5 separate regions of the Homo sapiens genome follow, and regions 1, 2, 4 and 5 are each linked to region 3. Evidence: chromatin loops called from intact Hi-C (ENCODE). Cell type or tissue: ascending aorta. All regions are shown on one strand. Each heading gives the region's core, and the rest is flanking DNA. Links, peaks and the distances in the headings are about the cores only. Region 1 overlaps RYR2 (ryanodine receptor 2). Region 2 overlaps ACTN2 (actinin alpha 2). Region 3 has its middle 4.9 kb from the start of HEATR1. Region 4 has its middle 13 kb from the start of ACTN2. Region 5 holds the start of ACTN2 (actinin alpha 2).

The links. A loop is a pair of places that touch in the nucleus more often than their neighbours do. Peaks named below come from ENCODE experiments on the same cell type or tissue, not always from the same donor. Only the 100,000 strongest peaks of a DNase experiment are listed, where the experiment ranks them.
Region 1: it touches region 3 in a loop (2.6-fold over the local background); 21 of 110 quality-filtered maps call a loop at or near these places.
Region 2: it touches region 3 in a loop (3-fold over the local background); 3 of 110 quality-filtered maps call a loop at or near these places.
Region 4: a loop joins it to region 3, with 2.3 times the contacts of the local background. A loop is called at or near these places in 23 of 110 quality-filtered maps.
Region 5: a loop joins it to region 3, with 2.9 times the contacts of the local background. A loop is called at or near these places in 24 of 110 quality-filtered maps.

What each region holds. Positions count from the first base shown.
Region 1 is chr1:237,383,570-237,390,187 of GRCh38, reverse strand. RYR2 (ryanodine receptor 2) reads right to left here. Exons shown (of 105, transcript NM_001035.3): 9 at 2,808-2,907; 10 at 2,005-2,101. Among named protein-coding and RNA genes, the nearest start is that of MIR4428, 84 kb to the left of the region's middle. In ascending aorta, for the core only: a CTCF peak has its summit at 3,401 (motif pointing right); no DNase peak of the experiment used is centred there; H3K27ac peaks cover 817 bases.
Region 2 is chr1:236,715,386-236,720,385 of GRCh38, reverse strand. It overlaps ACTN2 (actinin alpha 2), which reads right to left. Exons shown (of 21, transcript NM_001103.4): 2 at 2,414-2,528; 3 at 1,373-1,492; 4 at 195-281. Among named protein-coding and RNA genes, the nearest start is that of ACTN2, 31 kb to the right of the region's middle. In ascending aorta, for the core only: no CTCF peak of the experiment used is centred there; no DNase peak of the experiment used is centred there; H3K4me3 peaks cover 532 bases; H3K27ac peaks cover 3,398 bases.
Region 3 is chr1:236,606,132-236,612,749 of GRCh38, reverse strand. No RefSeq gene overlaps it. Among named protein-coding and RNA genes, the nearest start is that of HEATR1, 4.9 kb to the right of the region's middle. In ascending aorta, for the core only: a CTCF peak has its summit at 3,408 (motif pointing left); a DNase peak (open chromatin) is centred at 3,409.
Region 4 is chr1:236,669,899-236,676,516 of GRCh38, reverse strand. No RefSeq gene overlaps it. Among named protein-coding and RNA genes, the nearest start is that of ACTN2, 13 kb to the left of the region's middle. In ascending aorta, for the core only: no CTCF peak of the experiment used is centred there; a DNase peak (open chromatin) is centred at 3,179; H3K4me3 peaks cover 1,173 bases; H3K27ac peaks cover 2,222 bases.
Region 5 is chr1:236,682,952-236,689,286 of GRCh38, reverse strand. It overlaps ACTN2 (actinin alpha 2), which reads right to left and starts at 2,788. Exons shown (of 21, transcript NM_001103.4): 1 at 2,488-2,788. The coding sequence starts at 2,613. RefSeq lists an enhancer at 1-1,204 and a silencer at 2,843-2,932. In ascending aorta, for the core only: no CTCF peak of the experiment used is centred there; DNase peaks (open chromatin) are centred at 1,806, 2,216, 2,636 and 2,926; H3K4me3 peaks cover 3,410 bases; H3K27ac peaks cover 3,321 bases.

The DNA of each region.
Region 1 (6,618 bases), core at 744-5,743, 780 kb before region 3:
GACTCTGGCATGGTCTCTTATAAGCTCTAACTCCAAATAAACACACCATAGCATTTAACATATCCACAACCCAATCCTTTGACTTCAATGACTAACTTCCCTGGTTCCCTACTAAACTATCACTCTGACTCTCTTGCTGACTCTTATTTCTCTGCCCACATCCTAAACATCAGCATTCTGTAGGAATCCATCCTCAGCCCCCTGCCTGATTAGGCTATTCCAGGTCTTTACAGCCTTCATAAGGCCATGCCCAATCGACAAACACATCTAATCCCAGCTCTTCCCTCTCCATCTGATGAACATATGATAGACCCCATTCCTTTAAATATCCCCCTTACACTTAGAATTTGCACCCATCCCAAGTTTTGTTAAGTTAAAGACTCAGACATCCCAATTTCCTACTGGACGTCTCATAGACTGTACTCATCTGTAACCAAAGTTTAACTCCATCTTTCATAGCAAACATGTACCATCTCCTGCAATCCTTAGCTCCAGCTGTCTTCCCCTGAGGCAGAAAAAAAGATGGCGCTGGATTAGATACCTTCTCTCACAGCCTGTGTCTAGTTCTCCCCTAAACCCATCACTTTTATCTAAATGTCTATGATGCAAGTAAACCTCTCCATTCTGATGGCATTATCTGGGCTAAGTTCTTGGATTTTGTCACACGAATTACTGCATTTCATTTCCGTGACTCAGATTCTCCCCACCTCTAATCTAAGTTCTCCTTGCCTAACAGAGTTATTATTTTAAAAGAGAACTAACTATTCCACTCTGATCCCCACATCCCTTCCTAACAACCTCAGAATAGAAGCCAGCCCACGGGAATGGCACTAAGGATCTTTCTCTTGTCTACTTTCCACCTTTTCCTCCATTTTCCCCCTAATCACTCTGGAATAATTGCTATTCCCAGAATATGCTTGACATCTCTCTAGTTCTTAAGTTTATATTTCTGTTTGAAACTAATTCCTTATCCAAGTGTCTTAAAATCTCCATTATCTTTTATACAAACCCTACTGACACCATCGACATCTTCTTCCTAAACCTACTGAAAGAGGCAGTTTTAGCTTACGGAATGTTTCCAGGGGACTTATGTCACTCTTGACCATTATCTAGGTCTGCCTGGGAACAGAGGTTAAGACCCAGTACCCAGGTCTCAGAGGGACTTTTCCTGAGATTATGCAGCTGGTTAAATGACTCTTAATTTTCTAAATGGTCCCTATGTATTTTTATTAAATTATAAAAATAAATAATTATTAACTAATAGTTACCTAAGTGTCCATGTTAATATGAAAAATGTCCACTAAAAGATTTAAAGATACATAACAAACCATCCACACAGTACCTTCTCTCACTGCAATCTCTTATTTACATATTCATCTTACTACATTCATTGATTAATTTGTAAGGTAGAGCAGTAGCAAACTATTCTAAATATTTTTATGGTTTTGTAATATTTGTGCACTTTTCTCAGTAGATTCATACTATTGTAATCTTGTCCCAGTGCCAAATAAATTAACATGAGAGAGGTATTATATCAGATTAAATATGAGAGAAAGTGATCAATTCTATCATCTGTATCAATAAATGAGAGGTCATAGCAAAGGGTCCTAAAATTGTACGCAATTTGAGAACTCTGACTTCAAAACTGAGTTTGAGATTAAACATTCTAAAAAGAAAATTAATCAAAACTAATGAGCATTTAATGAAGTTCTAAGTAGTTTAATGCAATGTGGTCACTCTTCTCACTTCGTTAATTTTGTTCAGTGTTTCTTAATATGTTTTAATTATACAAAAATTTTCAGTTCTTCTGTTGGTAGGTAATAGAAATATAACATGAGAAAAAGCTAAGAGGGGGCAACAAATGGATCACTTCAGTGAATCAATGAATGTCAGTAGCCCATCTTGTATGATGCTACTGGCCTGAATGAATAGATCCCTAGTTTTTAAAACATTACATCAAGGCAAAAGAGTGCAAGTCTCAATGCAATGAGCTCAGGTACTAACCTCCGCTGCTCTTCACCATGTTCTCCTGAAGGGACAGTGAGACACTCGTCCATGTGTCCATGCAGCAACCTGAGGACATCACCACCAATGAGATACCCTGTAAGGATAAAAAATCATTCAGGTCTGGACTGTCAGTGTCAGGTGCTGATAGCCAGACAGATCATCTGGTCCAATCTTCTACTTTCGTAAAGAAACTGAAGTCTAGTGAGTCTTAAGGACCTGGCCAAGGTCACAGAGATAGACAGTGCCTGCTGTTCCCTCTGAGTCCTGGGTGCCCGAGTCCCACAGTTAGGGATATTCCCACTAAAAGCATGACCTCAGACACATAAAATCCTCTGTTAAACATACAAACACATTTAGAATCAAATGTGAACCTATGTAAGTTGGAATAACCAGAACATATACAGATATTTCCCTAGGAAACCCTGCTCCTTTGTAAAATTCGTATTCCAGCTATAAGGCATGACCTCAGAAAATAAGAAATCTTGACATTAGTCCAACCAGGCAATACTCTGAGGTCAAAAAATTGAAGAAAACAATCCATAGGAAGCTATCACATAAAGCATACACAAATAAACTAAAGCTGACAGTAGCATAAAAATAAGGGAAGATTAATCTTCACCCAAGCTTCACTGTTAAAATAGCAGTTTAAACAAGATCCTCAAATGTCAGGTATCTGCATTACAGAATATTTAGACACAGACAAAAAGCTCTAATTAACAATCAGCTCATTATCACAATTCCAAAGATGACTGTCAACTTTGCAGCAAGGACAGGCCCTCTAATTGAAGTGGAGTTTTTACCTTGGGCTGCCTCACTTCCTGAGCTGATTGGGGCCACGCTCCAGAGAGTCTGCTGGAAAGCGGCATCCACGTGTAAGCTGCCGTTGCCATAAGACAAGTGCTGTATCAAGAGGCAAAAGGAGGCATCACTTCAGGCTCTGGTAAGCTGTAACATGTAAGTGCTTCTAGGAATGCAAACTTAACGTTGCTGATTTGGTTATGTTCATAGAGAACATCTGTTTCAACCTGTCATTCAAGAATCAAAAAACTAGTCAGAAGAAAAGAAGTTCCTCTCTGAATTTACGGATTTTTAAACTTCATTCTAACAGTTACTGACTTAAGTCAATAATCAAAATATGCATAAATGAATACACTAAATAAGTTTATTTGTAACAAGATACTATTTTTGTTTTAACGATGGTTGATGAACAAAATGAGCACTTAAAATTATAATTAGGTTTTCTACATATCACACTCTGACAGCTTTTTGATGATGAAGTAAGTGAAATCTATTGGACCAAGTTTATGGAGTCTTCATTTTATGAAGTCCTTAGGCGTCTTATGGGGTCTTTTATGGAGTCCTTCAGGAACTGTTATCTGCAATTTGATGCAAAAGCCATTAGATGGCGATATTTCCTAACAGCTATCTAAAACCAAGCTACATTTCTTCCGAAATTCAGATACTAGCACATTTCAGATTTTCCTTCCTAAAAATAGAAACACATTAAAATAAAACATACTTAATATCTTTTAGAGCCATAAGACTGAATTATCAAATGTTAACTAAGAAAAACAAAATTACTTGCTTATTTTACTCATCATAACTTGGCTGCCTCTAGAATTTCAAACATACATAGAGCAACCACCTGTTTTCGTGGAGTCTTCTCAGTAAACATCGCCAATATCCCTGCAATGTTTCTGCAATGCTTTGCCAATGCTGATGACAGCCTAAGTTTTCACAGACTTTAATCAGACCAGAAATTTCCCAGAAATCTTGACCATCTTATTTAGATGATCAGTCACGCCTAAAGTAGTCACCTTAGGTGTACTCCACAGGCCTTTTAAACATCCTACGGGTCTCTTTAACATAAAGATACTATTCTCAAGTCACCATCAAGAAGAGGTCGTTCACTCTCTTTCTCTTAAAAATAAAACCAAAGAAACTTTAAACATTGTGATATGTACACAGTGTTTATCAGTCATTTTTCCAATGAATAAGATTGAAAGTTTACCAGTTGATACATAAGACTTGGCAATAATTTGCTCTTATTCCTCTCCTCAACCTCAACTAGCTGCCTGCTTTTGTACAATTTCTTCTTTACTTCAATCTGTCATTCTTACAGTCTTAGCTGTAATCCCAGCTAAGATTCCTTTATTGACTCAATTTCTTCTCCAGTATGTTAAAACTGTTTAATTGTTTACAAATAAATCATATCCCATCTGCTTTAACAAACAAGCAGAATATATTTCCCTTCAAAGCAATTATCACACAGTGAAATTCTTGGGCTTATTTTCTTTTTCCCTTTTAGAAGCTACCTGACACAGGTTCACAGCTGTGTTCCTAGCATCTGGCAATGTTATCCAGTAAACACGTATGTGGAGAAGCTAACAAAAATCATAAAATCAAAGTATCATAAACATAAAAACACACATTTTAAGCTGTTCCATAAATACTCGTATTTCAATAACCTAGTGTAAAAAAAAGCACGTGCACAGGCACACACACATACAAATCCATGTGAATGACACCGATTTTAACCAAACTCTGAAAATAATTCAAAATACCCGTGCTCATATCTGTGTCCAAGTGAAAGCTCATGTAATATTATGATAAGTAGATTACCATCATTTGTTAATTCATCATGGGTTCACTGAATGTACTATGTATATTAATAGTACACATTCTCCACCCCAAGGGTGCTTGTAATCTCATAGAGTAAAATACATACACAAAATGCTGTACCTCAGTATATAAACATATCACATGTGATATTTTGATACATGCATACAATGTGCAGTGATCATATCAGGGTAATTGAGATATCTATCACCTCAAACATTACACACAACACTTTTTATATACTGAGGTACAGCATTTTGTGTATTTTGTGTATGTATATGCATATGTAAAATATATACATATTTATGGGCTACATGTGATATTTTGTACCAATAAAATAAATTATGTACCAATTAAATTAAAAAATAAATACGGCCGGGCATGGTGGCTCACGCCTGTAATCACAGCACTATGGGAGACTGAGGCAGGTGGATCACGAGGTCAGGAGATTGAGACCATCCTGGCTAACATGGTGAAACCCTGTCTCTACTAAAAATACAAAAAATTAGCCAGGCATGGTGGCAGGCACTTGTAATCCCAGTTACTCAGGAGGCTGAGGCAGGAAAATGGTGTGAACCCGGGAGGCAGAGCTTGCAGTGAGCCGAGATCACGCCACTGCACTGCAGCCTGGGCGAAAAGAGCGAGACTACTTCTCAAAAAAAAATAAAATAATAAATAAATAAATGGATATGGAAGGTAGGAAAAAGCCTTTAAAAATGCTGTGTAAATCATAATCAACGTGCTACAGGAATTGTAAGGAGAGAACACTGCAGACAACAAAATGAGAGCAGAGTTTCTCATGGGTTGGGGGCTTTGAGGGAGCCAGTAGGATCACTTGGCCTGTGTCTCACATTTATATATTTGCTGTCCCCAAACAAGTGTCTACATACATTGGATTTGAGTATGTAGATTAGTAATGTGAATGCGCTATGTGCAAATATTTAAAACATACCAAAAATTTTTGTAAACCATTTGGGGATTTTTATTTTTAACATACCAGAAACCTTGCTATCAGAAGTGGGCTGGGCCCCCTGGCCCTCTAAGAAGTTCTGAGAAGGGGAATGTGTGATAAGGGGAATGTGTTGAAGACAAGAGCGTGAGCACAAAGGTGGAGATACGGGGACATACATTACAGCCGAGAGCTTTGTCTTTGGGGCTGACAGCACATGCTAAGAGGTGGAATGACTGATAGGTCCACAGACAAAGGCTGGCGCCAAACCAACGACCTTGATTTTAGGTAATAAGGAGTTTACAGCAGTAATAAAATAGGTGACGGAGTTAAAAAGGCAATTTCCAAATCATATCTATGCCTGAAGATAAATAATAAATATGAGAGAACCATAAGCATATGAAAATTTCAGTCTGTGGGAAAAGGTCCCAAATATGTCCTTAAGATCATATTACAGTCATATAAAGTTCTCTAAATAAGGTCTACTCTTCTGAAGAAAATATTCTAATTTGAATGCTTCCAATTTTGCTGCTTAAACAGCAAAGGGAAGTCTGGGTAAAAACTACATCACGTCAGGCTTGTGGTATGCAATATTCAGAAAGCAACAACAGTTTCAGTTACTGAAACTGAGATGAATTATCCTTAAAGCAAAAACAGACACTGGCAGAGGATGAAAGCCAAGTCGGCCTTAGGCTGAAATATGTAACCACTGCAGGATTTACACAAAAATATAGTAGCACCAGTCCACCAGCAGCAGTACAAGGGCTTTGGGCACCAATCTCTGGGCACCCGGGTCTCACTTTGATCCCAGGACTAGTGATTTTCAAGCTCTAATAGGCACATGAATCTTCAGAGGATATTGTATTTAAACATGTAGATTGAAGGGCCAGGCGCGGTGGCTCACGCCTGTAATCCCAGCACTTTGGGAGGCCAAGGCGGGCAGATCACGAGGTCAGGAGATCGAGACCATCCTGGCCAACACGGTGAAGCCCCGTCTCTACTAAAAATATAAAAAATTATCCGGGTGTGGTGGCAGGCACCTA
Region 2 (5,000 bases), core at 1-5,000, 110 kb before region 3:
GATTCCACCCCCATGAATGAAACAGTGCTGCCGAGGTCTTTTCCTATACACATACAAAATTTATAAGAACCCACTTACATGTCTCTCATTCAATCATGTAAGTGACTGTTGGACTTTAAAACATCTTGCTCAAATTTTAATTCACAAGCTCAATTTACAGATTATACAATTAGACTTTTAACCATGTCTTTTACCTTCAACCGAAATATCCTGAATAGCAAAGCGAAGGATGATGGTCCAGATCATACCCAGGGTCATTTTCACGTTGCCATCAACAATTTCTGCAGGTAAGAAAACAACAAATTAATGTAAAGATAACATAGTCTGTACGTAACTTTTTTCCTATATATAAATGTTGACTTCAGAGCTATTGGAAAATGTGCATATGGATGGAAAGACCAGTTTATGTTTTTATAAGCACCGCAGTATGTCTGGTTATAAATACAGTATTCATAACCAAATGTCTCTAGTTTAAATAAATTCTAAGTTAATAATAAGCACAAATCTTGCATATGTATTATCAGTGAAAACCACCCGGGAGTTTCCAAAGTTTTAAGATGTAATAGCTAAGGTTTTTTTTTTTTTTTGAGATGGAGTCTCACTCTGTCGCCCAGGCCGCAGTGCAGTGACACAACCGTGGCTCACTGCAACCTCCGCCTCCTGGGATCAAGCAATTCTCCTGCCTCAACCTCCTGAGTAGCTGGGACTACAAGGACTACAGGCATGCGCCACCACACCCAGCTAATTTTTTGTAAATTTAGTAGAGATGGGGTTTCACCACGTTGGCCAGGCTGGTCTTGAACTCCTCACCTCAGGTGATCTACCCGCCTCAGCCTCTCAAAGTGCTGGGATGAGCATGAGCCACTGTGCCCAGCCATGAGCTAAAGTTTTAAATAATCAAATAAAGAGAACACAGTCTCATCTTTACCCTGACCCTTCTTACGGCATTCCGCAGCTGACAAGTAGCAGGACTCAGTTGTGCATACAGAGATATGGGTGGAAATCTCAGCTCCCGCTGACCTCACCAAATTCCCAGTCTCCCATAGAGAACAAAGAGGCCACTTCCTTCCTATTAGTTAGTTCTTATTAAGAGTCATTGGGATGTGTAAGTTCTTTCTCAGTCCTTTAAGTCTTCTGAAGATGACAGCATTATATTTAATTCTATGCTTTACAAAGAACCTAGAGCTTGGTCTCCCACTCATGGTACCATTTGTTCTTATCTTTGTGCACCGAGCGCCCTAAGAGAGAGCCTGATACAAGGCAGGTACAGTAAATGGTGAAAGGGAGGGAAGAAGGGGAGAATTCAAGTCGCAGCCCACACCTACGCTATTAGGTCAGTGTGGCAGACAGGACCACCCACCACACCTCTCACCTTCAGCGCCAATGGACACCAGTTTCACCCCTTTGCTGGCTATGTAATCCAAAGCTTTGTTGACATTAGCAATTTTGTGGAACCGCATTTTTCCCCGGTCAGGTTTGGGCAGCCTTTCCCCTGTTGGATGAAAAGAGAATCATGCAGACATAGAGACAGTGACCTCTTGATGCGGAATCAAGATGCCAAAACTAAGCATCCATCTTTTCCTTAAAAAGAGAAGGTTACATGACTATTTCTGATGTGTGCCTGGTCTCTCTAAATCACAGCAATGAGGGAACACTAACCCAGAAACTTTCAGAATCAAATGGACCAGCAGGGAGCCATACTATGAAGGACACATGCTTTTCAGATCTGCAGGGAGAGTCTGGTTTGGCCCATGATCCAACTTACAAATGAGTAAAAAGAGAAGCTGGTTAGAGTCCCTGGAGTATTCAGAGTTGCTGGCTAACGGTTAGAGGAAGTCAGGATGGCCAGTTAAAATCACAGAGGTGGCTGCCAGGGCTCGTTCGACACCTGATTATGAAGACAGATGGATCAGGGCAGATCTGCCATAATCCTTCCCAGTCACACTTCTCCAAAGGTGATCCATTCTCTAGTCCAAAGTCTAAATCAGCCAACTGAAATTCAGGACAAATCATAGCCCCACTGGGATTTTAGCTTATATGTTCAGAGTTCTGCCAACATGTACAGTAGATTTTTGGATACAAGATGATTTCTGGAATACACTCTAGCTGGACGAAGAGTAGAAAGGGCAGCATGGAGGGAGTCGTGTGAAGTCATTTTTTCTTCTCTTATTTTGTTTCAAGCTTGGTGGTATAAACATTATTTTAATAAGTGATTTTTAAAGAGAATTCACTCCTTTTTTTAGAACGGAAAAATAACTCCAGGCAGATTGTTCTTTGGAAAGGTTTTCTTTGGCAATAATACCATGTTCTTGCCCAGCCAAGTTCAAAGCGAACTTCTGATGTAGTCATCTTTAAATAGATGCTCACCTACTGATAACACATGAAAGCATAGGATGGGATATATAACACCAACCTGAGATGACTTCCAAAAGCAGCATGAGCTTAAGGCCATTCCTGAAGTCTTCCTCGATGTTCTCAATCTGGGTGCCGGCTTTCCTTAGGTGGGAGTTACACCAGGCAGTGAAGGTCTGCAAAGAAAACCAAACACGGTTTAGCACAGGTCCATCGGATTTCAGATCCCTTCCTCACAGACGACACTTGACACCTTACACGTTCTTGGGAATCTACAAGGCTGGGGCTGCTTGGGCTTCTAGAGGATGCAGAATTTGATGGAAAGAAGAACTGGAAACCCAAAAGAACGATTTTAGTAAATTTTCCACTTTAGAGATAAAGACTCTCTTATTGGATATTCCAACCTGAAGAATTTTTGCCTTCCATTTAAAAAGACACCACATTTATACCTGTATCTTCACCTTTTGAAACCCTTTTACTTTGTAGAAAAGATAGATTAAATTAAGATGTGCTTATTTCTTGCTCACAAATATGCAAAATATGCTTGCTTGCAGCAGAATAGATGAATAAATAACAGTGTTTTGTTTTGTTTTGGAGACAGGGTCATCCAGCTCTGTCACCCAGGCTGGAGAACAGTGGTGTGATCATGGCTCACTGCAGCCTCAACCTCCCAGGCTCAACTGATCCTCCTGCCTCAGCCCCCTAAGTAGCTGGGACTATAGGCATGCACGACCACACCTAGCTAATTTTTTTTTAGAGATGGGGTCTTGCTATGTTGCCCAGGCTGGTCTCAAACTCCTAGACTCAAGCAATCCTCTTGCCTCAGCCTCCCAAAGTGCTGGGATTACAGGCATGAGCCACCATGCCCAGTCTAAATAATGTTTGAAGAATGTTCAAAGGCCAGGTGTGATGACTCACACCTGTAATCCCAGCACTTTGGGAGGCTGAGGCAGGGCAGATCACTTGAGGTCAGGAGTTCGAGACCAGCCTGACCAACATGGTAAAACCCCGTCTCTACTAAAAATACAAAAATTAGCTGGGTGTGGTAACGTGTGCCTGTAGTCCCAGCTACTCAAGAGGCTCAGGCAGGGAAGTAGCTTGAAACCAGGAGGCGGAGGTTGCAGCAAGCCAAGATCATACTACTGCACTCCAGTCTGGGTGACAGAGTGAGACTCTGTCTCAAAAAAAAAAAAAAAAATGTTCAAAATGTGTTGCTTTAGAGGAGAGGGTGGGTGATATTGTGTAGCAGAAAGAAGAGAGAAGGGACCCATAACCAGTGATAACCTAGAACTAGTTTATCTCGGGTGAACAACAGTTTTAAGCTACTAATTAAATCAATTAAACAAATTTGCAGTATAGTCTATCATTGAAAAAATAATAACAATAACCTCCTACAAGCATATTCCAAGCACTGGACTACATCCTGGATCTCAAAGGTGACTATATTCAACCCTGCCTTTGGAAGGGATCACAGTCCAGTCATATTAACAAATTACTAGGGCAAATCTTCGGCTGAAAATGGACCATATATTAAGTGACATCTAAAGTTATTCTGTTTATTTTTCCAGCTTCTTTTAACTTGGCTTCCACTTGTGCCCTATTTCCTGCCAAAACCAGATTAGAAATGTTTCTGGCAGCTGCTGGCTAAGCATGCAAAATGTCCCCTCATCCCACAACAGCTGCTGGGCTTGAGAACAAAGTGCCTGGCACATCAAACTGGGGAGTAGGGGACACACAAACAGGGTTTGTGTTCAAGATGAAAACTTCAACCTATCAAAAACAGGCTGCTTCTAAGTCAGACTACAGAAAGACAAAGTGTCCATAAAAATGATTTTCCTGGGTGATAAAGAGGATTTTCAAATCTGACTAATAGTTTCTCCTTTCAAGAAGGAGGTGACAGCATTTAATTCAAGGACCAAAAAAAAAAAAAAAAAGAAGAAGAAGGGATTTTTTGGATTTACAGTAATAAATTTTACCCTGAGAGCCTAAACTAACAATTATGTCTAAGCTTTAGTCAGGTCTAAACAGAAAAGATACTCTAAGCCATCCACTTTATTTATTTTTATTTTTTATTTTTATTTTTTGAGACGGAGTCTTGCTTCCAGGCTGGAGTGCAGTGGCATGATCTCAGCTCACCGCAATCTCCGCCTCCCGAGTTCAAGTGATTCTCCCGCCTCAACCACCCTAGTAGCTAGGAATACAGGTGCCTGCCACCACACCTAGCTGATTTTTGTATTTTTAGTAGAGACGGGGTTTTGCCATGTTGGCCAGACTGGTCTTAAACTCCTGACTTCAGGTGATCCATCTGCCTCGGCCTCTCAAAGTGCTGGGATTACAGGCATGAGCCACCACACTCGGTCTTAAGCCATATACTTTAGATCTATACCCAATCAGTGTGGTAGCTCCTAGCCAGAAGTAGCCACTTAAACTTAGACTAATTAAAATAAAATTTAAAAATTAGCTCCTCAGTTGCACAAGTCATGTTTTAAGTGATCAAAAGCCACATATGGCTAGTAGTATTGGATGGTGCAAATATACAACATTCCTATCATCACAGAAAATTCTACTGGACAACACTATAGATAATTAAGTTTTGTTTTTTGAAGGTAAGATTATGATAAGAATTCATTACTTATTTTTTAACATAT
Region 3 (6,618 bases), core at 923-5,922:
AATGGCCATTTTCTCCTTAAATATATTTTGTCCCCCCGCCTCTTTTGGGCACTCCAGTTACACATAGATTAGTCCATTGAAGTTGTCCCACAATTTATTGTTGCTTAGTTTATTTCAAAAAAATTCTCTTTTCTCTGTGTGTTTGTATGTTTCATTTTGGATAGTTTCTATTGCTATGCTTTCAACTTCACTAATATTTTCCTCTATAATATCTACTTTGCTATTCTTCTCATCTAGTGTATTTTTCATCTCATACATTATAGTTTTCTTCTATGGTAGTTCAATGTAGTTCTCTTTAAAAAAACCTTCCATGTTTCTATTTAACTTTTTGAACATGTGGAATATAGTTATACTAATTGTCTTTGTTGACTAATTCTAACACCTGTGTCAGTTCTGGGTCCGTTTCAATGGGTGCTTCTCCTCATGATGGTAGTATTTTCTTAGGTTTGTGCATGATTTGTAATTTTTTTATTGGATCCCAGACACTGGGGAATTTTACCTTGTTGGGTGTTGGATATTTTTGTATATCCTACAGATAGATATTCTTGAGCATTGTTCTAGAATGTGGCTAGGTCTTGAAAATGGCTTTATCTTTCAGGTTTTGCTTTGAGATGTATTAGGTGGGTCCAGAGCAGTGCTCAGTCTAGAGCCAATTATTCCTCACTTGTGAGGCCAGACCCTTCAGTATACTTTGCACAACACTGTGAATCATGAGATTTTCAATCTCACTGGTAGGAACAGGCTCTATTCCCAGCTCTGTGAATGTAGGTATTGCTTCCTCTAATCCTTTCAGATGGTTCTTTCCTCAGCTTTGGGTAGTGTTCCCACAAGGAAGACCTGACTAGTACTCGGCTGAATATTCTTCAGCTCAGAGGGTTGATTGTGCTTTGCCTGGGTTTCCTCCTTGGGCTGTCTGGAAACTCTCCCAAGGCAGTAAACTGGGGCACTCCTAGGCTCACCTCATTTATTTCATATCTGTGTGGGCTCACTAGTAACTTAGTTGCCTGATGATAGAGTCTTAAAAACTATTGTTTCATATATTGCATCCATTTTTTGGTTACTTCCAATGGGAGAATAAATATGATCTCTGTTATTCCATCCTGTTCAAAACCGTAATTTATTTAGGTACTCTGGATTCCATTCTTGTGTATAGATTGAGATGGATATCTATTGTTGTATTTTTATTCCACCAAAATTACTTAACTTAATTAGTGTTAATTACTTAACATTAATTAGTGAACATTTTCTTCCCTGATGGTTTTTTATTTCTTTATTTTTGAGACAGAGTCTCACTGTCACCCAGGCTGGACTGCAGTGGTACAATCTCAGCTCACTGCAATCTCCACCTCCCGGTTTCAAGCAATTCTCCTGCCTCAGCCTCCCCAGTGGCTGGGATTACAGGCGCCGGTCACCATAACCAGCTAATTTTTGTATTTTTAGTAGAGACATGGTTTTGCCATGTTGGCCAGGCTGGTCTCAAACTCCTGACATCAGGTGATCCGCCCACCTTGGTCTCCTGAAGTGCTGGGGTTACAGGCGTGAGTCACTGCACCCGGCCCTGATGGTTTTTTTATGCTTCTTTTGTGCTATATTAAATACTCACATATATTGGAGTCCATTTCTGAATTAACTATTTGGTCCTGGGGATCTATTTGTCAGTTTTTACCCTGGAACTATACTCCTTTACCTTCCGCTGCTTTGCCACATATTTTTAATATCTGATAATGCTAATATACCCTGTTATATTTTTCCATTAAATGTTTCTCCGAGAATTTTTTAAAGGTATTCTACTATACTTATCCTTTTATATATACTTTGGAATCATTTTGTCAAATTTAAAAAACCACTCTGGGATTTTTCTTGAGACTGAATTAAATATGTAAATTAACTTAGGGTTGGCAAATAAGCATTTTACACGTTAGTTTTCCTATCCAGGAACATAATATAACAATCCATCTGATATAACAATCCATCTTCTCCACTCACTCAAAAATCTTTTGTTTTAATTTTCCATAAGGTTTTATAGTTTTATTCATGAAGATCTTCTTATAAGTTTAATTTACTCTCAGGTACTCTGTGTGTGTGTGTGTGTGTGTGTGTGTGTGTGTGTGTGTGTGTGTGTTGCTATTGGAAATTGGCTCTTTTTCTGGTCAGCTTATTTTCCTACAGTTGTAGATAAATGTTGGCAGCACATTATATATGTATCTGTGTGTGTATATTTGCGCTGCCTAGTTTCCTATATTCCATACTGATTCCAGCTGTTTATAGAATGGAATCCTTGGCTTTTCTAGGTATATAATCATGTAACTAGGAAATACTGATATCTTTGTCTCTTTCTTCCAATAACCCACATAAAACTAGACTGGCTTACTGGGTCTCGAAACCAGCCACAACATAGAATTTCACTATAAAAAATACTAGTGGCTGGGCACGGTGGCTCACACCTGTAATCCTAGCACTTTGGGAGTTTGAGGCAGGCAGATCACTTGAGGTCAGGAGTTTGAGACCAGCCTGGCCAACATGGTGAAACTCCTTCTTTACTAAAAATACAAAAATTATCCTGGGGTGGTGGTGGGCACCTGTAATCCCAGCTTCTTGGGAGGCTGAGGCAGGACAATCTCTTGAACCTGGGAGGTGGAGGTTGCAGTGAGCTGAGATCATACCACTGGTGGACAAGAGTGAAACTCCATCTCAAAAGAAAAAAAGAAATACTAGTCACTCTCAAATAGAACTAAAAATAAATTGAAATTTTCACATAAGTCTTTTAAGAATACCTAAGGAAGAATCCAAACATAAAACAAAAATCTTTTTTTCTCTCTATTTCCTATCCATCTAGTATGTAATATTATCTCACACAGGGAGTTGCCCTTCTCTCCAACTTCCTCCCAAAACTCTTTCTGTCCCAAATTTCCCTTCAAAACCATCTCACATAGAACCAAGTCCTTTGTCCCTCATCTCCTCCCCAAAACTGTCCTGGATAATTCTTTGCTACCATATTTATATGATAAATATGCTGGTTTCACCTGCTGGCTTTCCCAGTTCTCTACTTCACCATTGCCCTCATCAATAAGAAGTGTCCCCAGTGGCAAATAGTCAATAGAAGCTAACTTAGAATGTGGTGAGGATGAGAGAAGAAAGGGATTCAGGCTACCCACATCTAAATTTAATGTATTTATTAAACAATGACTTTGAATGATTCTCATTAGCCAAGAATATCTAAATATTGTTAAGTCCTGTAGTTCTCTAAACAACCTTCGAAGGCATTATTTTTATGGCATTTTTATGACACATGGAAGCTTTCATGAACCAATTTTTAGATAATTGTATATAATTTTCCATTTTAAAAAGTGTGAAAACTGATACTTCCATGAGGCAACTGGGGATACCCTGAATGCCCTCTGGGGTCAGGAAAATGCTTTGGTGCCACCTGCCGGTTTCCAAAGATGTTTCAGGAACTTGCTCCTGTTGATTTCCAAATCTTTTTTTTTTTTTTTAATTCCTAGCTCCCTCCCAGTACATTTCAAAATAACCAAAAAAAAAAAAAAAAAAAAAAATTATAAATTTTTTGGTAGCAAGAGCACAAGTGCTCAAGCTTATAAAAATGCAAATAAATTTGTTTGGGATGCAATATGACGAAACACATACTTCTCAATCATTTAACTAGTCAATTTTTTTTAGCATATTGCCAAAATGTAGATTTCATATGTTGACTTTACATTGCTAATTACACACATCCTATTTCTTTTCTCGTTATTTTTCTTTCTTTCTTTCTTTTTACTTTTTGCGACTCCCTCTGGTACCCAGGCTGGAGTTCAGTGGTGCAATTTCAGCTCACTTCAACCTCTGCCTCCCAGGCTCAATTGATCCTCCCAGGCTCAACTGATCCTCCCATTTTCAGCCTCCCAGGGCGTGCTACCATGCCCGGCTAATTTTTGTGCTCATTGCAGAGGTGGAGTTTCCCCATGTTGCTCAGACTGGTCTTGAATTCCTGGGCTCAAGCGATATGCCAGCCTTGGCCTCTCAACCTGCTGGGTTTACAAGCGTGAGCCACTGAGCCCAGCAACAGATATATTTTCAAGTGGATGGTATCCCATCAGTTGTGATATATGATGTAAACACTCTACTAATAATTAAACTTTGAAGTTTGTGAAAATTTTACTTTTATTATAGTTAGAATAATTCTAAGTTATTCCTATAATAATGCTACACTTATTCACTTGAATTCTGATACACATTTCTTGAACAGGAAGGAGATACAGATACAGCTTATGCACATTTATATTCATTCATTCATTCGATAAATAAATATGTATTGTTAACCACGTTCCAGGTACTTTATTTGGTAGTTAGGATTTAGTAGTAAACACGAGAAAGTCTTCAACATCATCCTTAGATCGTGATCTCTGCATATCACAAATCATACAAAATAAATTTGCTTAAAAATGTGGGAACCTGCCTTTCAAAACCTGCCATTTAGCACTACTGTGGCATAACCTATAAACCTAAACATAGACCCTCATGATTTATGCATTTAAGTTTGTGGGAAATAGGTCTCTTGTCCCTTGTCCTGAAAGTAAAAGACAACCCTGTCTGAATACACTGAATATCCGTGGATTGTACTGTTTCCGGACGCTGCCTAAGAGCATAGGGAGAATTTGTTTTTTTGTTTGTTTTTTGTTTCGTTTTATTTTTGAGACGGAGTTTCGCTCTTGTTGCCCAGGCTGGAGTGCAAACGGCGCGATGTCGGCTCACTGCAACCTCCACCTCCCGGTTCAAGAGATTCTCCTGCCTCAGCCTCCCTAGTAGCTGGGATTACAGGCGTGCGCCACCACGCCCGGCCAATTTTTTTTTAGTAGAGTCAGGATTAGTATTATTAGTAGAGATGGGGTTTCACCATGTTGGCCAGGCTGGTCTCAAACTCCTGACCTCAGGTGAGCCGCCCGCCTCAGCCTCCAAAGTGCTGGGTTACAGGCATGAGCCACCGCACCTGGCCGGGACCCGACCAGGATGCTGAATACAGAAATGCTTAGGTAAGAGAAAAGAAAAGTTAATTTGTCACACTTTTCCTTTCAAACTACATGAACATATTTTTGCATTATAAAGTATTATATCTAAGTAGTTCCAAACATGGAATTTCTTATTTCCTTTTTTTCCCCCCAATTTATGGTTCTGGATATACTCAGGAATTAGTGTAGAATTCTCAACAATCAGATATGGTTGCTGAGGAACATTTAACAATATTAAACAATTCACATGACTCTGAAATTTGAAAATAGGTAGATACAGACATAACATGAACAAAGGGTGATACCAATTCTTTACACTGGCAACTAGGTGGACATTGAATGATACGCTTGTGAGTAATTTACTTTAATGAACAATTTCATTAAGTAATATTTACCAAAAAAACAAATACAACTTTAGATTTATTTAAATTATTTTACTTAAAATTTTGTCACTAATTAAACCCCGTCTCTACTAAAAATACAAAAATTAGCTGGGTGTGGTGGCAGGCACCTGTAATCCCAGCTACTTGAGAAGCTGAGGCAGAGGATTGCTTGAACCTGGGAGGCGGAGGTTGCAGTGAGCTGAGATCACGCCACCACACTCGAGCCTGGGCGACAGAGCAAGACTCCATCTCAAAACAAAAAAAAAATATTGTCACTAATTATACTTTACATCTTATAAGAAAGGTAAATCTTTTGAAAAAAGTGAAAAAGATTTAATGTATTGCTTTTTAATTTAATTTATATTTTTATTGAAACATTCAAACTATATGTTTGGAATATAATTAAATTTTATTTTTAATCCTTTTTGATCATTATTTCTGATAGAACACAATTACATGAAAATCTTGATCAAACAGCATACATGGTAATTTTGCTGAAATGAAGGTAAATTTTCATGGGCTAAATATATAGGAAATGTATTAACTATAGATGTCTTTATCACTCATCCAAAATAATCAGCCAATCAATAGGACACCCGGACAGGAATGATATAATTAAATGCAATCAGATTTTGCTGATTTTCATCTATGTAAAAACATTTTTATTTTGCCATTATAAATGTTTACTCACCAATATTGAGAGTTATAGCATATCCTAGTTAATAATGTGTTAAGTTAATTTATAACTTTTAAATATTTACACCTACAGCAGTGAGTCCATCTGTACTCTTTCTCAGGCTCCATAAGTCTTAGGGATGGGCTTTATGCCAACGTGCTGAAGCCAATATTATAGTGAGGGAATACAAGAAATAAACAGGTAAACAAACAGACAAATCAGGTCATTTCAAGTAGTGATAATGGCTATGAAGAAAATACCAGCTTGGTACATCTGTCCGTCAGATAAAAATATATAATTCAAGATTATTACATTTTTTTTAAAACCAAAGCTTTTTTTTAAAAAAAAATTACATTTATGAACATCTGACTTGTTTTCCTTTTTACTTTCCAAAGTAAAATTCGGCATGGCACTATACACCATCACAGCTGACATAGGAAGGACTGAGTCAAATCTTTGTAGCACTTTTTCAAGTTTCACTTAAATAAAGCTTTTAAAAAATATATAGGGTATTTTTTAAGCAAAAAAAGCAAATTATCTTATCAATGAAACA
Region 4 (6,618 bases), core at 705-5,704, 64 kb before region 3:
GAGGGTGGGAGATGTTATATAATATGTCCAAGGTCAAACAGCTTGTAATTTAGGAGTCATAATTTCATATCCTTTTTTCTTAAAGTTCACCAAATTGAACAATCTATGGTTCCCCGAATTCATCTTAGTTTTGGAAGAAGTGATGTAACTTCTACCTATTAGTCGCTCCAGAGAAGATGTCTAAGCACCTGTGGTCCTACTGACTCATGGGCCGAGGTGGGAGGGTTCTTCACCATAATAGCATCTATTAAGAATTATTAATTATTACAAAAGCTACATATTCCACAGCTATGTCACATTGCCTTCTTAATTTTTTTCTGGACAAACTTCTGCATGTATATATACTGTTTCTAAAAGGTGATTTCGATGCAACCTATTTGGAAAGGATTTGTAACTAATCAAAAATTGTAATTGTACCATTTGACTCAGAAATTCTGCTTTTTGAATCTACCGTACAGATCCAGACAAATGTCCATGTGTAGGGGACTGATTAATGATTATGAAACATCTCTCAATTTTGATGTTTGTGATTTAGAAATGAAAAACGAATTGTAAGATGAAATATTTGCATCTGGAAGAAAACATCCCAAACTGTTCCTATCAGAGAACTGTGGGGAATAGGTAGGGGTGGAAAGATGGGGGAACTAAACTGTGTTTATTTCATACAATTTTGTACTATTTGTTTTTCTTTTTACAATGAGTACATGTTACATTTATAATAAATGGTAGCCTTTATTACTAGCTGCGTTCTTGCCAGCTCAAAGAACACTCATTATCAACAACTGAACATCACATCTAGTAGTGCAATTTAACTTTGCATTTGATTTTTTTGTCCGCCTACAGAAGCTTCTATTGAACTTGCCATCAGTTAAGACACCTAGGTCTTTTTCACAGAGTCAGAAGACAGTATAGGTAAAATAACAAAAGATAAAATTCAATCCAATAATTGTTACTTATTGTTAAGAACAGACTTAACACAAGAAGACATCCTTGGCATTTTCAGCACTGATTCTGCATCAACCCACATTCTCTTTCCTATTGATGATGTTTACAGTTCTCTTGAGTTACCATGAAGTGCAGAGCCCCTTTAAAAAGTGAAAAAAGTACAGGTGGGTGGTATGCAAATGTGGCTGTTCAATAGTGCTTGATCTAATGCAAATGCGGCTGTTCAATAGGGCTTAACCATTTGTTTTTTATAAGTGTGCATTTATAAATGTAATGCTTTTTCCTAACCATACAAACAACCAATGTTAACAGAGTCTTGTGATCCTTTCAGAATTTTTCTATGCATATTAACTCATAACTATTATTTTTTAAAAACTTAAATAGGATTAAACTATACAAACTGTGGTACAGCTTCCTTTTTTAATGTAACACTGCATCTTGGATATCTTTCTATATCCCTGCATGGAGATCTTCATTCCTAAATGCAGTGTTGTCTCAGTAAGGTTGATTAATTTTTTTTTTTTTTTGCAACAGAGTCTCACTCTGTTGCCCAGGCTGGAGTTCAGTGGCACAATCTTGGCTCACTGCAACCTCCACCTCCCAGGTTCAAGCAATTCTTTTGCCTTAGCCTCCCAAGTGGCTGGGATTACAGGTGCGCACCACCACGCTCAGCTAATTTTTTGTATTTTTAGTAGAGATGGTGTTTCACCCTGTTGGCCAGGCTGGTCTTGAACTCCTGACCTCAAGTGATCCACCCACCTCGGCCTCCCAAAATGCTGGGATTACAGATATGAGCCACTGCACCCAGCCTGAACTTTTTTTTACCATCCACCTTTGCATGTATTTGGGAGAGATGGGGGTGAAGGGACAGCAAGGAGGGAAAGAGAGGGGGAAGGAGATAGGTCCTTTTGAAATTTCAGATGGCAAGGAGTTTCAGAAGTTTATTAGCTCAAAAATTGTGTTCCAAACATTCCACTAGCTGGAGAGCTGTTTAGATGGCTAAGTTCTTCATTTAGGGTATAGATGATTCTACAGGTTACCTGTGTATCACAGCCCAGTAAACACTTGGGCAGCAGCAACCCTGAATGCCTGGGAACCCCAGGCATTCCCAGAAGTCTCCTCCCATTTGCTCAGTCCACCCAGGTTCTAGTCCCATTTCCCTGGTTCCTGCATTCCTTGGTTTTTTACTCTATCTCCTAATGTCAACCTCAGTTATTCTCTCATTTTCTAACCATGTCTCCCACCTGACTTTACTTCCGTTCCATTTTGATAAACTTGAATCTCTAGGGCAGCAGCCCTCTCCCTGCCAGACATGCCCTTCAGGATCCACTCAAGCTAAGATAGCCCCAGGAGTGCACTCTTACTTTCCAGTGGGGATTGGGAAGTTGGAGGGCATATAGGGGTTAAGTTCACCCATTCATGAATATCCATCTGGGCCAATTGTTTGATTCAGGCAATGTCTGAGACAGACTTGATGAATCTGAGTTTGGGTTCTGAGTAGGGAGATGTAATTCGGACTTTTGAAAAATGGAAGGATATATGCACTGTTTTTAGGATGTAGGATGTTTTTAGGATGTAGGATGTTTTTAGGATGTAGGATGTTAGACGGTGAAGACCAGGGCACAGTGCTAGAAGACAATGAGGAAGTGAGAGAGGTGGGCAAAGACTTTAATTTTGACTGGAACTCAGGTGGTGGCTCGAATAATTCCTTAAGAACATCTTTAATGCCACTGGTATATTTATGGTTTCTTGGAGCATCACTGTCTGAATTTTGGATGTCTGGACTAGTATGGATTTACTAATAATAATATCTACCACATGTTAAGAGCATGATATTTGCCAAGTGTGTGCTAAATGCTTCACTAATGTTAGCTCTCACTGTCCCCAGAATCTGGAACGATGCCTGCAACATAGTAGACCATTAAAAAAAAATCACTGTGCCATCAATAAGTAAATCAGCCTACAACTAGTAAATGTTGCAGTCAAGATTCAAACATAGATCTATCTGATATCAGACTTCTGAGTCACTATAACACTGTTTCTCAAAGCAGTATTCTCAGTCTATCTCATTTTAGCTGGTTGATTCTGATCCAAGGTATTCAAGTCTCCTCTGATGCAACTCTTGTATTTAGTCTAATGATTCTCTCCAGAGACCATAAGGAAACACAAGGCAAAAGAATTTTCCAAACACGAGCTTGGGGGAAAGTAGTTTCAACTTTCGTTTTCGAATGACCCACCTCCCTGGGCCACTCCAATTTAGGAATATTCCCATGTAACAAAAGTGGAATTTTTAGAATTTTCTCCTAATCAGTTCTGGCTCAGCCAAGCAATTTGGATAAGGCAGGTCAAAAAGGAGTGATGAGTGATATATATCAATATCGTTCATTCATGTCTCTATTCAGCAAATGTTTTTTATGCTTATTCTAAGTGCTAAGCACCATGGTAGGTGCTGGTGATACCAAGAAGAAAGTAAAGTGTTCTCACCTTCAAGAAGCTCATGAGCTAATGAGGAGAGAATCACACACGAAGAGCTCTAGTGCAATCATCTAAGAGCATTAACGGGAGTGTGTGCAAATGTGAGGTTGTATAGGAAGATTGGAATGAGGTCTGACTCGATAGGGCAAGACAGGCTTTGCAGAGGAAGTGGGATTTTAGCTGATATGTGAAAGACAAGTAGAAGTTTCCCAGGTTAGTAAACCGGGGTTAGTGTTTAGAAAGAAAGAACAACACGTGCAAAGGCATGGAGCCCCTTTACAGCCCTGAGCCTGAAAGGTGGCACAATGGGGCATGGCAGGAAATAAAACTGGACACATGGGCACGTGGGCTGGTGCAAACCATGAGGAGGGGCCTTATATGCCACACTGCACCATAAAAATTGGTTCTATATGTCAGGAGGAGCTACTGGAGAATTTGCTCAGGTACACACGGTTGGATTACCATGTTAGAAAGATCATTCCAGTGGCAGAGGATAAGAGGGAGCTGGAACAATGGCAGTGGGGATGGAGTCAAGGAAATGGGCATGAAAGACATCTGGAAGGTGAAAGAAGGGGATGTTTTATTGTATTTTTTGTTTTATTATTATTATTATTTTTGAGATGGAGTCTTGCCCTGTCGCCAGGCTGGAGTGCAGTGGTATGATCATAGCTCACTGCAGGCTCGAACTCCTGGGCTCAAGCTGTCTTCCCACCTCAGTCTCCCAAGTAGCTGGGACCACAGGTGTGCACCACCACACTTGGTTAATTTTTTTATTTTTTTCTAAAGACGGGGTTTCATTATGTTGCCCAGGCTGGTCCCCAACTCCTGGACTCAAGCGATCCTCCTGCCTTGGCTTCCCAAAGTGCTGGAATTACAAAAGTTAGCCACTACACCCAGCCAAAAGATAATATTTTAATTGATTTGATGGAGGCAGAGGAAGATAGAGAAAGGAATCTAGGTTTCCTCTTAGGTTCCTGACTTGGCCAGTGGGTGGATGTACCACTCCTTGAGACAATAGAGAGAAAGGAACAGGTATAGGAGTATGCAGAAGTCATAGGGAAGATGGTGAATTCAGTTTGGGGACACGTTCAATGGTCAGACCCAACTTGTGGATCTAGGGCAAGGAGAGTGATTTGGTTGGAGGAGAGATTTGGAGGGCATCAGCCCTGGCATAGATGAAATTGCCTTTTGAGAATCTGCTACTCAGGTATGTTATATAGGTATGGTTATATAGGTATAAAGATATGTTATATAGATAAGGTTCTATGCTTGGGACAAAGCCTATTGGTAGGACAAACCTTCATCAAGATTTAAATGGAGATTTAAAAATGGTTATTATGGCCGGGTTTGAGTCCAGCCTGGGCAAGTTAGCAAGATCCCATTTCTAGAAAGAAGAAATAGCCATTGTTTATTCAAATTGTAATCAGGATGTATGGATCTACCGAATGCATCAAAAGGCTAGTTTGTTTCATTTTGGCAGAAAGCCTGAAATTTTGCCATTCTATTTTAATCTTCTTTTTCTTAATTTTGTACATTATATTGAGTAATGTGCTTTCATTATCTTTGTCTGAACATTCATACAAATACACTTGCTATCTGAAAAATCATAAAATTGTTAGAAACTTTTATTTTCTTTATCCAAGAGAAATCTCCAAGCACATCTTTCAAAGATCAATTACACTGAGTGTCTCTTTTCCAGTGCTTCATAATGGACCCTGAAGATCTAGACAGAAAAAAGTCAGGTGGTGGAGGAAGTGTAGGAAGCCCACCACTGAAGGGTTATTAAAGGTTCCTTCTGCAAGACTTGGCAATGATAAAGGGATTCGATGATGAGTTTTGTTGTCTCTTAGTCACAGAAAGTAAGCCAAGTTCCAAGTCTCCCCCGGTAATTTAGTCCTTAAGGCAACTTACCTGAAAATAATACAAGTGTTATGAGGCAAAAGGCAATACAATTTTCTCACTTGATAGGGTCCGAGAACCAGAGGACTCTCTTCTAACTATGGACAGGGTACATCTGCACTTGACATTTTATTTTAAACACTACTTTGTGCTTGGGTTAATTGTCTTTGGTCTAAAGTTCTATAGCAGCAGATGACTCATTTTTTCTCCCTCTACTCTTCTCCAATGTGAGAAATAAGGGAGATTAACTATTAGCGAGTATTAGTGATAGGGGAATCTTAGTGTTCATATCCAGGCCTCTCATTTTAAAGATAAGGATATTGAAGCTAAGAGATTAAGGAGTCTGCCCCAGCTCTAATTATCACTACTGTCTAGAGAGGCAGTGTGCTTCGTGAAAAAGAACTGATATTAGAGCCACGTGGACCCAGGTTCCAGTTCCCTAATTATGTGACTCCAGGCAGCTTTCCTTATCACTCTGAGCTTGATTTCCTTCTTTTTTTTTTTTTGAGGCGGAATTTCACTTTTGTTGCCCAGACTGGAGTACAGTGCCATGATCCTGGCTCACTACAACCTCCGCCTCCCAGGTTCAAGCGATTCTCCTGCCTCAGCCTCTTGAGTAGCTGGAATTACAGGTGCCCGCCACCACACCCAGCTAATTTTTTTGTATTTTTAGTGGAGATGGGGGTTTTGCCATGTTGGCCAGGCTGGTCTCAAACTCCTGACCTCAGGTAATCAACCCCCCTCGGCCTCCCAAAGTGCTGGGATTACTGGCATGAGCCATCACGTCCAACCGGGCTTGATTTCCATACATGTAGAAAATGAAAAACTTGGGTTAGAAAACCGCTAACGTCACTCCAAGTTCTAGCATCTGCAAGTGTTTTCTTAAGATTAGAGCCAACATAACCTGATCCCTAGTCCAGGACATTTTAAATCACACTTTACTCCCCCTCACATTATAAGTCATTGTTTATTTGGCAAAAATCTGCTAAATCCTTGCAATTTCAAATGCTTCTGTCTGCAGACCTGCAGCCTCGCCTGGGAGCTTTACACAGCAGAGCCTTGAGACCTCGCAAATCAGAACCTGCATTTTAACAAGATCATCACTGGCTTGTATGCACATTAAAGTTTGAGAAGCACAGTGTTTAAACAGTCTGTGCTGTAGTATCGATCATAACACCTTTAATTAACCAGTTAATGTTTTAAGCTTAAAAATATACATTGGAGGCATATATAAGCAAACTATTAACCATAAGGATCAAACTCACGTCTCACATCGGCAGGACTTCAGAATTTATATTC
Region 5 (6,335 bases), core at 1-5,000, 77 kb before region 3:
TGCAGGCATTTTTCTTCTACCCTTGAGTTGTATGAATTAAAATACTTCTTTATAGAAAATATAAATATTCCTAACCCTATTAACACACTCTTCTGTGTAACACACTCTTCCTAACACACTCTTGAAAGAGAAGGTAGACACGTTGAAACGCCTATTCGCACTCATGCTAAACCCACTATCTTCTGCATTCCCTTCTCTTATAAAACTCATTACACTTTTATAAAGTCCTTCTACAGCAAGGCTTTCCTTCCACACCACAGAGCAAGGATTACCATAGCCCATGAGACTCTCTGAACTGTAGATATAATTAGGCATCACATCCATTATAACGCCACGGACGTCATCATGTGCTACCAGCATCTGTTGACAGATCTCATACCCAGCATATCACTGAAATGGCAAGTGTGGAGAAGGCAGCCCACAATAGAAACAATGGTATTTTACCCTTGTCCGGTTCCAGCAGTTTGTCTCATGGGACATAAATAGAGGCCACTGCTCTGGCCACACTGAGCTCACAGTTCAATATTATTTTACTGACTTGAGCAGGGTCTATACCAAAAGTAGAAATAGAGAATCTTCTAGATCTCTCCTAATGTAGTTTTTGCCCCCCAAGCATGTACAACATTCAAACTATCTTAAAAAAAATTCTCACCTTAAACTTTCTAACATTATTTTGGACTGGGATCAGGAAGTATGTTATTTTTAAATAATCAACTTTACTTCAAGTGCTATGCAATTATAATAATACAGTCAACATAGGAATCCCAAACCTAAAAGAATTCGAAGCCATATATCCAAAAATACTGCAAATAAGTTAAAAGATTAAATATGGCAGAAGGGATGTCAATGTGGCCTCTGGAAACTGTCATTACCTCTATCCTGCTACTGTACTGTACTTAAAAAAAAAAAAGGCAACAGAAAGCACTGTGATTAGACCATCACTTTCAAAAATGATGGGCAGACTACCTGTCCAATTCCTTAGCTATTTTACAATTCCTCATAAGAAAGCAATTTTTAAAACAAAGACCCGGGAGTTATCTTTTTTTTTAATCCATGAAAAGTGCAGTAATCAAAATTTGGGGAAATTCTTTTAAAAAAAAACACTCACTGCTAAAAATTAAAGTCACTTTTTAACTTCGTGCTGATGGATGATGCATCAGCTGGTCCAGATGACACATTAGTAATCCTCATGCCTCGTACTTCCTTCACAATCAGTCCTTTAAACAATAGTAGACGGCTTGAAGTTTTGTTTTTTTCTATTTATTACTCCCATTTTCTAAGAAAGGTAGGGATGGTAAAAGCCTTAAGAAACTCGGGGAGAGACTGAAATGTAGCTAAATTAGAGCTTTAAAATAATAATAGTAAATGGTATTTTAGGAGAGAGGGTAGACAAGAGACATCCTGATATAAAAATAGTGCTTGGTTATTTGATAATCATCTCTCCTTCCAGCTAACGCTGTTTGCTGCGAGAGGAGTTTGGGATGTGTGTTCTCCACCATCATACCCCTATTCACCAAATACTATCGCACAATCAGCTACAGTACCCATTATACAGAGATTCCCATACACACTATGGTCACCACAGGCTATCCACCTAAAGCAGGTCCTTAGAAGGGAAATCTATCTTGCCCCACGCCCAGAAAAATAGGCGGAAAAAAGTTCAGAGCGTTTGGCTTTTGCCATAACCCCGTTATCTTAAGGTTGGGTTGGCAGGTCTCTGTTGTCATGTCTGACCCAACCAGGCTCCCTGCCTAGTCAAGTAAGAGGCGGGATTAAGCCTCCTGGTGAGCATTCCCTATTTATTCCAGCCAAGAGGATCAAGAGGAAACCTTGAAAAAGTGGAATGTTCCACTGGGCCCCCAGAGAACGCCAATCAAAATGGGGAGGGAGCTTTTAGAAGCTGGCTGACTCCTTCGTCCCTGTGTGCTTACCTCAATGAATTATAAATAGAGTGTGAAATAATTGTCACTATCGGTAAATGTCTAGTGTTCATACAACATCCCTCTCCAAGGAACCCAAAAGATTGAATAAATGACTTTCCATGACTCTAGGGGCAGCCCGGTGGAAATTGCAATGAAGCTGATGTTCTTTTGCTTCTTTCAATGGGGAAGAGAGAGGCTGGGGTAAATGGACACAAGCGGGCCAGGAGAGTATAACTCGGGGGCCAAGGTCACAGACTCAAGGGGTCAGGAGCAGACCAGAGACCCCTTCAGATCTGGTCTAACGCGGGTTGGTGTGAGGAACAGAACCACATCTGTACCTCCGATGCTGCTAGCGCGCGCGCACACACACGACGCCCAGTGTCCTGCCTGTCCCCGGACGTGTCCTCTTTCCTAAGGGGCCCCCGGGGCTGCGAGGGCACAGGACAGCACAGCACCTCCACAAAGCGCCCTCTCGCCAGTCGCCAGGCCACGCGGCCACGCGCACGGGAGCCCCGCGGGGGACCCGGCCCCACCACGCGCGGGCGGCCCGCGGGCCCCTGCTGACCTTCCTCTGCTGCTTCTCCCAGGCTGGGTCCAGGAGCAGGTCGCGGTCCCACTCCTCCTCCTGGATCATGTACTCATCCTCGTCGTACACGTAGTTGTACTGCACGCCGGGCTCTATCTGGTTCATGGCGCTCGGTTGGCCGGGGCTGCGGCGGGGCGCGAGGGGCTCGGACGCACGGGCTGACTGGCAAACGGACCCACGGAGGCGGCGGGCGGCGGGCGGCGGGCGCGGGGTGACCTTCGCGCGGCTCCTCTCGGGGCGACACGCCTGGGCGCTGGGTCTCGGGCGAAGCACCAGCTCCGGCTGCGAGCAGCTGCCGCGCGGCTTAATAGCCGCGCCGCCCGTCACGTGGCCGCCCGGCCACGCCCCCGCCGCCACCGCCCCCGGCCCCGCCCGTCGGGCCCCAGCCGCCCCGCCCCGAGCACGTGCGGGCGGACAAGGGCGCCGGGCCCCTCCACTGTCTCCCCTGCAGCCGCCGCCCAGAGGCCGCCTGCACGCCTTCCGCCGAGGCCTCCGGGAACGTGAGGGGAGCGGCCGGCCCCGAGCAGAGCCACGCCTGCCACCCACGCTCTGAGAGCGGCTGGTTAGCGGCGCGGGGTCCGTCGGTGTCCCGGGTGGGTGATCGCGAGCCAGGGGAGGGACACCTAAGAGGCTGGGTCCCTGACCACCCCAACACAGCCAAGTTTTCCAAATATCATTTGGATATTCGCGTTTTCCATATATTCCCACATATTCATTGGAGACCCCTCTTCTCTCTCTCTCATCTCTCTCTCGTGCCTCTCTTTCCGCTCATCGGTCCCTCTCTCTTGTGTCTGTCTCTCGTCTGTCTCTCTCTCATCTCTGTCCCTCTTTCTCCAGTGTCTCTCTCTCATAGATCTCTCTCATATCTCTCTCTCATCTCTGTCTCTCCTGTGTCTCTCTCACATGTCTCTCTCTCCTCTCATCTCTCTCTCTCTCTCGTGTCTCACTGTCTCTCATCTGTCTCTCGTGTCTCTCTCCTCTCCTCTTCTCTCCTCTGTCTCTCTCTCCCGTGTCTCTCTCTCTCTCGTCTCTCTCTCTCTGTCGTGTCTCTCTTTCTCTCTCTCATCTGTCTCTCTCTCCTGTGTCTCTCATACCTCTCTCATCTCTGTCTCTCTCTTCTCTCTCTCTGTTTCTCTTCCTCCCTCTCACACACACACACACATACATACATACAGGCCCCTAAGGAGTAAAGTTTAAAAGCTACAGAACCCCCCTCTTCTTTCTCTCCTCCTCACCCTCACCTGGGGAAATCAAGGCACAGGATTTGGATCCATCCTATTAAAATGTTAGGAACCAAACCAAAGGCAGGAAGTGTCAGCTCTCACCTACCGGGCATAAATTTAAGAGAGCTGACAATGAAGGGCAAGCGGCCAGCTTCGTGTTATATTTCCATGTCGCCCTGTGGGTTGCACTTAACGCCTTTTCATCCCCCTAGTGCTGGCTAGCTGTTCCCTATCAGTTATGCTGCCGCAGGAAGCAAAATGAGGACCCTTGGGACAAGTAGGCTGAAATTTTTAAATCAAATATGTATTAAGCAACTACTGTAAACCAGAGGTTGCCTTAGGCACCAGACGAGCTGATGGGATGCCTGCCTGCAATTCAGTTTATATCTCAATTGAATAAACGTTGCCCACAGATGCTACAGAATTTTTTGTGATTCAGGGCTACTAATTTGTGGACATGTTTCAAGTTGAGTTTGTCTGGATTTATCATTGTTCCTTAGAATTTTTACATCACTCACCGTTACTGTTTGGGGCTTTATGCAGAAAGATAACAATTAGCAAACAGGTTGCATTAACTTTGTTTTGTTTTGTTTTGTTTTGAGATGGAGCTTCACTCTTGTTGCCCAGGCTGGAGTGCAAGAGCACGATCTCGGCTCACCGCAACGTCCACCTCTCCGGTTCAAGCGATTCTCCTGCCTCAGCCTCCGGAGTAGCTGGGATTACAGGCATGTGCCACCACACCCGGCTAATTTTGTATTTTTAGTAGAGACGGGGTTTTTCCATGTTGGTTAGGCTGGTCTCGAACTCCCAACCTCAGGTGATCCACCTGCCTCAGCCTTCAAAAGTGGGGATTACAGGTGTGAGCCACCACGCCCCGCCACATTAACATTTTCAAAAACATTCTCACTAGGATGTAAATTCCTCAAACGCAGGGATTTTGTCTCGTCCACAGTTGTAGACCCCAGCAACTACAGGCGTGTCCACCGCACAGTGGTGCTCATTTGTTGAGAGAAGTAGTATCCCTGGAAATAGTGACTGAGCTAATTTACTTGGATTTAAATTTAAAATTTAGAGTTTATATTTTGGATTAAAATCATACTCTTGAAACAAGTGGATCAATAAATTTTACCTATTAGAAACTGGGCCGGGCACAGTGGCTCAGGCCTGTAATCCCAACACTTTGGGAGGCCGAGGTGGGTAGATCACCTGAGGTTGGGAGTTCAAGACCAGCCTGGCCAACATGATGAAACCCCATCTCTACTAAAAAAAATAAAAATAAAAAAATTAGCTGGCTGTGGTGGCATGCACCTGTAATCCCAGCTACTCAGGAGGCTGAGGCAGGAGAATCGCTTGAACTCAGGAGGTGGAGGTTGCAGTGAGCAGAAATTGCGCCACTGTACTCCAGCCTGGGCGACAAGAGCAAAATTCCATCTCAAAAAAAAATAAAAAAAGAAAGAAAGAAAAGAAAAGAAATTGGATGTACAATTACAAAAAGTGCTACATCGTTCAACTTAGTTTTCAAAAATTAACGTGGGGACTTCATGAGATGGAAAAAACAGCGCCAGATTTACCATCCTGCCTGAAACAACTAAAGCCTGGGGAAAAAAACACATAAAACAATGGTTTTCAAGACATTAGTCATCAGGCAAAGAGGGACAATGAACCCTCAGAGGCAGAAAATAAATGATGTGAGTACTGCAATTGCCCCAGCTTACAGTCTGGAGAAAACTTTCAAGATGCAATGCAACAAAGAGGTACCCAGGCACAGCTTACTGGTCTCCATAAACTGAGAGTTCAGAGAGACCAAACATTAGAATTTGCAAGGCCAATTACAGCAGAAAATGGAGCTGCAAAGAGAGAGAATCCTGGAGATTTGCTGTTCCCTGGAATCTGATCAGTGAATACATGAGAGGAAACTGCCTGAGGCCAAGGAAAGAAGGTCCCGAAAGGAATAGAAGGAATGATTCTTAAATTCATAACGGGCCAGGAATAGTTCCTGTTTCCATCAGCCAGGGTGGAAAACCTTATAATCCACAAAGCATCAGAGTACTCCAACCTGGAGGGAAATTAGCTCCTGATGAAATATTGTACTTGTCCTGCCTGCAAAACCTGAAAAGCATGACCTGAAAATCGTAATTTCCAAGTAACTTAACCATGTCCCAGATCAAAGCTCAAACATATCTATAGGAATATGAAAACATTCAACACTCAAATTTTACCCAAAGGTAAAATTTGCAATTTCTGCCACCTGTGAAATATTACCAAATTTTTCACAGGTGTGCAAAGAAGCAGGCACATATGATCCATAATGAGAACAATCCATCAATCAAAACTGACCTAGAATTGACACAGATGATAGAATTAGTAGAAAGGAACATTAAAAGAGTGATTATTGCTATATTCCATATATTTAAGAAGCTAGAGGAAAGATTGAACCTGACAAGTAGAGACAGAGGAGATATGAAAAATTTAATATCTAGAGATGAAAACTACATCTGAAATTTTAAAATACACTAAACGCGTTTGCCTATAGATACTGCATTAGAAAAGATGAGTGAACTTGAAGGCATAGCAGTAGAAAAAAATCCAGTATGAAACACACAG